Regions from separate parts of the Homo sapiens genome. Here region 1 is linked to region 2. Evidence: read pairs that join two places in POLR2A ChIA-PET (ENCODE). Cell type or tissue: OCI-LY7. All regions are shown on one strand. Links, peaks and the distances in the headings refer to the core of each region. The heading gives the core; the rest is flanking DNA. Region 1 overlaps BCAS1-AS1 (BCAS1 antisense RNA 1). Region 2 overlaps TSHZ2 (teashirt zinc finger homeobox 2).

Region 1 (2,917 bases), core at 190-2,689, 790 kb after region 2:
AGAAGTGGGGAACCTGCTGTACGAGGCTACTGAAGAGCCGAGTAGCATGGGGTTGAAATGGGTTGTTGATGTAAATGTGCCGCGTTGTGGTGGTGGTGGAGAGGTTGTCGGAGCCTATTAATGTTAAAAGGAAAAGTGCGCACTCAATCAGCCTGCAGGTGCAATTCTTTACCTGCCCTAGAGAAATGAAATTCTCATGGGTGCACAGGGAGAAGTGGTAAAGGGTGCCCTTTGTTGTATTATTATTTGTTTCAGTGAAGAACTAGAAACAACCTAAACGTGCATCAGGAGTTCAAGACCAGCCCGGCCAAGAGACCAGCCTCGCCAACATGGTGAAACCCCATCTCTACTAAACATACAAAAATTAGCCGGGCGTGGTGGCGGGCACCTGTAATCCCAGCTACTCAGGAGGCTGAGGCAGGAGAATTGCTTGGACCCCAGAGGCAGAGGTTGCAGTGAACCGAGATCGTGCCACTGCACTCCAGACTGGGTGACAGAGCAAGACTCCATCTCAAAAAACAAACAAACAAAACCAAAAAGAAACGCCCCCTCACACAAAAAAGTGGAGTTATAGGAAAATATAGCGTTATAGATGGCCTGTGCTGCGGCTTCCTCTCCCTCTCCTCCTCCCTCCTCTTCCCCCTCTCATTTCCACCCCCACTTCTTTAGAAACAGGATCTGAAGAAAACGCATCACATATACAACACTAGATACCCTTGATGTTCCTGAGATTGGGAATAAGTGGTTAAAAGTGAATTTAGGCCAGGGGCAGTGGCTCATGCCTGTAATCTCAGCACTTTGGGAGGCCGAGGTAGGAGGATCACTTGACGTCAGGAGTTTGAGACCAGCCTGACCAATATGGTAAAACCCCATCTCTACTAAAAATACAAAAATTAGCCAGGCATGGTGGCACATGCCTGTAGTCCCAGCTACTTGGGAGGCCAAGACAGGAGAATCACTTGAACCCGGGAGGTGGAGGTTGCAGTGAGCCAAGATTGTGCCACTGCACTCCAGTCTGGGCGACAGAGCGTGACTCCATCTCAGAAAAAATAAAAAAATAAAAAAAAAATGAATTTAATGTTTACCTTTATCTTTAAATTGTTGATTATCATTTTAACTAAGAAAGTGCTGTTGTGTATCACTTGTGCAATTAGAAATTAAAGCATAGCACAATGGATTTCGTGTTTTGCAAGGGCTGTTTCAGCAGTTATGGGAGTGGAAAATAGATTACAACATTCTGAGAAGTAAATGGGAGGTAAAGAGGCAGAAATTGAAATTAAGGGGAAGTGAAACATAGGGCTACAGGATGGGGGAAGACAGTCAAGGGAAACTTCTGTGTTGGTTTGCTTTTAACTGGAGTGACCCAAAAGCTCACTAAAAGGGCATGTTGGCTTCTCCTCAGAGGGCGTTGCTGCTACGGTACAGCAATGGAATTTGTTTCTGAGCTGAGATCACTCCCGTAATTTACATCCCAACTCTTCTGATACAGAAAAGCCTAGAAGGAAGTTGGTGTGAAATAAAAATAGTTTGATTGGTAGAATCAAATTATAATCTCTGTATAAAGGCTAAACATTTGCATGGGGGAAATGTTGCTTGAAATAGGATACAAAGGAATGTCCACCAATAGAGAAATTATTAAATGTTATAATAACCTGTAGGGTAGACTATTAGGTAGTTATTAAAAATCATGTTTTTCAAGTTTTAGAAAAATTTTAAAACATGGGAAAATGCTGGTAATACAATGTTTAATTTTAAAAGTGCATGCTATGAAACTTTATGCAGTTGAGTGCTTACAAAATAGTATTTCTGCATAAAGAAAAAAAGAAGGAAAAGTGGTTAAAATGTTAACAGTGGTTCTCTCTGGGTGATGAGGAAATTGGTGATTTTATTTTTCATGCATTTCTGTTGACACAACAATTTTCCGTCAAAAACATCATTGCTTTTATAATTCCCCAAAGGAACTGTTTTTAAAACTGTAGTTTGAAAATCATTTAGGAGGGAAGACAGCCAAGGAAGGGTTCCTGTTTGACAAGCAATCAGGCAAGCAGGCCGTAAGCAGCCTGGGCTTGGATTTTGGAGTTTTTTTTCTCCCACCTTTTCCCCAGATATCAAATGTCAGGCCTCCACACCATTAAAAGGACCTAGAACCATCAACTTCTCCAAGACTGGGTAACAAAAGTCAACTCTTTCCTGCTCCTAACTCAAGGGGGTGTTGTGTGTTCTTAACTTTATAAGAGAAACACAGAACTCTAGGGAGCTATAGACACAAGCTAGCAACAAAGATGTGGCCCCTGTCTCCTCAGGCTGACCTGAACAAGTTGTGTGATTCGCTGAGAGAAGGACTCTGCCCGCCTCCCTCATACTGACCCCGCTGCTTTCCCCAACATGGCAGGAGGCGATGCAGCCTCGTGATTAAGTCTGCAAACTGGGAATCACACACTCCCATTTGGAATCTTTGCTTTTTTGCTTAACAGCTCTGTGGCTTCTGGCAAATTCTGTAACTTCTTTACACCTCAGTTTTCTCATGTGTAGAAAGGAGATGAAGAACCCCACCTCACTGGGTTCCTCTGAAGATTAAATGGAATAACTCCATAGAGGAGAACATGCAACAGTTACTGAATCAATGATTTCATTCTCAGGTTCTCTAATTTTATTTTCTTTTCATCCTGCCTTATGGCCATAATTCAGGTGATAAAATAAGAAAGGACATGGCTGGCTGTGGTGGCTCTTGCCTGTAATCCCAGAACTTTAGGAGGCCAAGATGAGAAGATTCCTTGAGGCCAGGAGTTCAAGACCAGCCTGAGCAACATAGCTCAAAACATTCTCTACAAAAAAATGAAAAGATTGCTGGGCATGGTGGCATGTGCCTGTAGTCTCAATTACTTAGCAGTCTGAGGCAGAAGGATCTCTTGAGCTC
Region 2 (2,917 bases), core at 172-2,671:
CCTCCAGAAGTGAGGCTGGAACTACAGGTGTGCACCACCATGCCCAGCTAATGTTTTATTTTTTTTTTTAGAAATAGGGTCTCCCTATGTTGTCTAGGCTGGTCTCAAACTCCTGGGCTCAAATGATCCTCTGACCTCAGCCTCCCAAAGCATTGGGATTATAGGCGTGAGCCACCACACCCAGACAATGTTTGTCCCATTTCTAGTACTTCAGTTTTAGGTAGTGTATTCGTGTGCTTTCTGTTGCTTATAACAGAATATCTAAAAGTGGTCAATTTACAGAGGAAATAAATGTATTTATTATAGTTACAGAAGCTGAGAAGTCCAAGGTTGAGGGGCTGCATCTGGTGAGGGCCTTCTTGCTGGTGGGGACACTCCACAGAGTCCCAAGGTAGCATAGGGCATCACACTGCGAGAATGCTGAGTGTGTTAAGGTGCCATGCACAAGTCTCTCTTCCTCTTATAAAGCCACTAGTTGCACTCCCATGTTAACCCATTCATTCATTAACCCTTTAATGCATGAATGGATTCATCACCTCTTCAACGCCCTACCTCTCAATACTGCCAGGCAGGGGACAACATTCAAACCATAGCAAGTAGAGAGCGTATATTGGTGCATGCATTTACCAAATTAAAACATGGAGAAAACCAAGGGATCGAAGAGCTAGTTTTTAAGGGAACTTAAAATTAATTTGAGCTTACATGGCAGATGGACTACTGGGAATAATAACTCCTTCCACCATGTATTGGCTACTTGCTGTATGTCAGGCACTGTGCTGAACACTGTATTTCAATATTTTATTACCTCTCTTAAAGCCCACTTCAGTAGACACTCTTAATTCTGTTTTATAGAAGAGGAACCTGTAACATCAAAGTAGTTAGAGGAAAGTATCCAATCTCCCTCCCAAACACTGGAACTTCCCAGCAGTTTGTGCTTCTCTTGGCTTGAGTTAAGAGTTTCAAGTCTCCTTTCACTCAGTAGTTTAGATAAACTTGATATTATAGTTTCCTTTCATTCCTCTAAGTGATGCAAATTGCTTTACCCAAAGAAAGGCATCACATTACACCATTACAGGAAAAAAAAAAATCTACTGAGGAAGAAGGGGAAAAGAGATGTTTGGATTTTTTTTCCCCTTCATTTTTTTTTCTACCTGATTAAAATGACTGTTAGGATCCATTTTCCCCTTCTTTCTTGTTAAGTGAAGATATTCCGATCTTACATACAGAAGCAAAATGAAGAAAAGAGATGATCGGTTATGTGGTTTAATGGACTGATATCGTCTAGATGATTCACAAAGCAGGGAGGGTGGTGTGTCTGCCCTCCTCTGCCTGTCCCTGTGTGGGGATGGCGCTTGGGTTCCGAAAAATTAAAATACATGCAATCAACCAGTTACCTACTTCAATTTCCCACTGTAGTTATCCTGGTTTGCCTTTATCATTGATAGTAACACTTCTGCAGCTAAAAATCTAAGAATTAGATTTACAAAATACCAAGAAAACTGCTAACAGAAATTTTTCTTCTATTAGCTATGTAGCATCCACAGCTGGGCAGACAGATGGATAATATATTCGTGTTTCTTTTTTTTTTTTTTTTCATTCTAAACACTGTGTATCAAGTAAATTGTTTTCCCCAGGAAGGATCTTGCTGGCTCCGTCACCAAGAATTCAGCTCCTGCAGGTTACATAACTGTTCGTTAGGCATTGAAGAGCTCAAGATTCCAGCGTCTGTGAATAACTGATATAAATGGAATCACTTTGTAAATGGCTGTCAGGAACTGCCCCTCCATTAAGGAGCCACGTCTAGCCCATCACAGTTGCCACCATCCCTCTCTCACCCATCAAATCTGCCGCTAAATCCTATTTGGTCTACCTCTGAAGTGGCCCTCAAATGAGTCCCTAACTCTCTTCACCCCCACGGCTGCTGCTTCATCCAGGACTTTGTCACCTTTCAGACACATTCATATCATCGCCCTCTAGCTGATCTCTGTGCACGTAGCCCCTTTAATCCATTCTTCTTATTGGCAACAGGAGCATCTTTGTAAAGCACAGCTCTGACCTGATCATGTAGTTCCAAAAATACTACAGATCCCAGGGCTCCAAACAATATTTCCACAAGTGTAGCGGATAAGATGCTTTGGAGGAACATACAAATGAATACATTTCATTTGAATAGTTGTGGTATTTTTAGAGCTATCTTTAAAAAATAAATCTAATAAAGTGTATTTTTAAGTGAGCTACTTAAAAAAGAAATCCCCAAGTCAGTAGCCAGCCAGGACAAAAATTGTGAAAGTGGTCCACAAATGACTAATGTTTGGAAAACACTGGCAGAGGCAGAAAATCCAAACTCCTTAGCCCAGCATTAACAATACTTCATATATCAGTGGCCGGGCGCAGTGGCTCATGCCTGTAATCCCAGCACTTTGGGAGGCCAAGGCGGGCAGATCATGAGGTCAGGAGATCGCGACCATCCTGGCTAACACGGTGAAACCCCGTCTCTACTAAAAAATACAAAAAAATTAGCTGGGCGTGGTGGTGGGCGCCTGTAGTCCCAGCTACTTGGGAGGCTGAGGCAGGAGAATGGCATGAACCCAGGAGGCTGAGCTTGCAGTGAGCAGAGATCAAGCCGCTGCACTCCAGCCTGGACGACAGAGCAAGACTCTTGTCTCAAAAAAGAAAAAAAAAAAAAAACAATACTTCACATATAGGTTCCTCCAAAATAGCAAATAGTCACCTTAAGGTCTGCCTATTCTCCCTCCACACAAGCTTTTCAACCAGGGCTTTTCTCTCACCCTTAGTCACATCAAACACTCGGCAGTTTTTTCAGCACACTAAGTCCTTTCATATTTGTGCTCTTCCTCCACCCCCCAACCCCTGCCAACATATTGTTCCTTTTATCTATTCTAGATTGTATTTTTCT

What was found. Peaks named below come from ENCODE experiments on the same cell type or tissue, not always from the same donor. Only the 100,000 strongest peaks of a DNase experiment are listed, where the experiment ranks them.
Region 1: POLR2A ChIA-PET joins it to region 2 with 6 read pairs; 2 of 35 experiments call an interaction of 5 or more read pairs at or near these places.

What each region holds. Positions count from the first base shown.
Region 1 is chr20:53,921,807-53,924,723 of GRCh38, forward strand. The region is part of intron 1 of BCAS1-AS1 (BCAS1 antisense RNA 1); the gene reads left to right. Among named protein-coding and RNA genes, the nearest start is that of BCAS1-AS1, 7.8 kb to the left of the region's middle. In OCI-LY7, for the core only: a CTCF peak has its summit at 2,231; DNase peaks (open chromatin) are centred at 1,315 and 2,255; H3K4me3 peaks cover 1,102 bases; H3K27ac peaks cover 2,500 bases.
Region 2 is chr20:53,135,719-53,138,635 of GRCh38, forward strand. All of the region lies in intron 1 of TSHZ2 (teashirt zinc finger homeobox 2), which reads left to right. Among named protein-coding and RNA genes, the nearest start is that of TSHZ2, 160 kb to the left of the region's middle. In OCI-LY7, for the core only: a CTCF peak has its summit at 2,022; no DNase peak of the experiment used is centred there.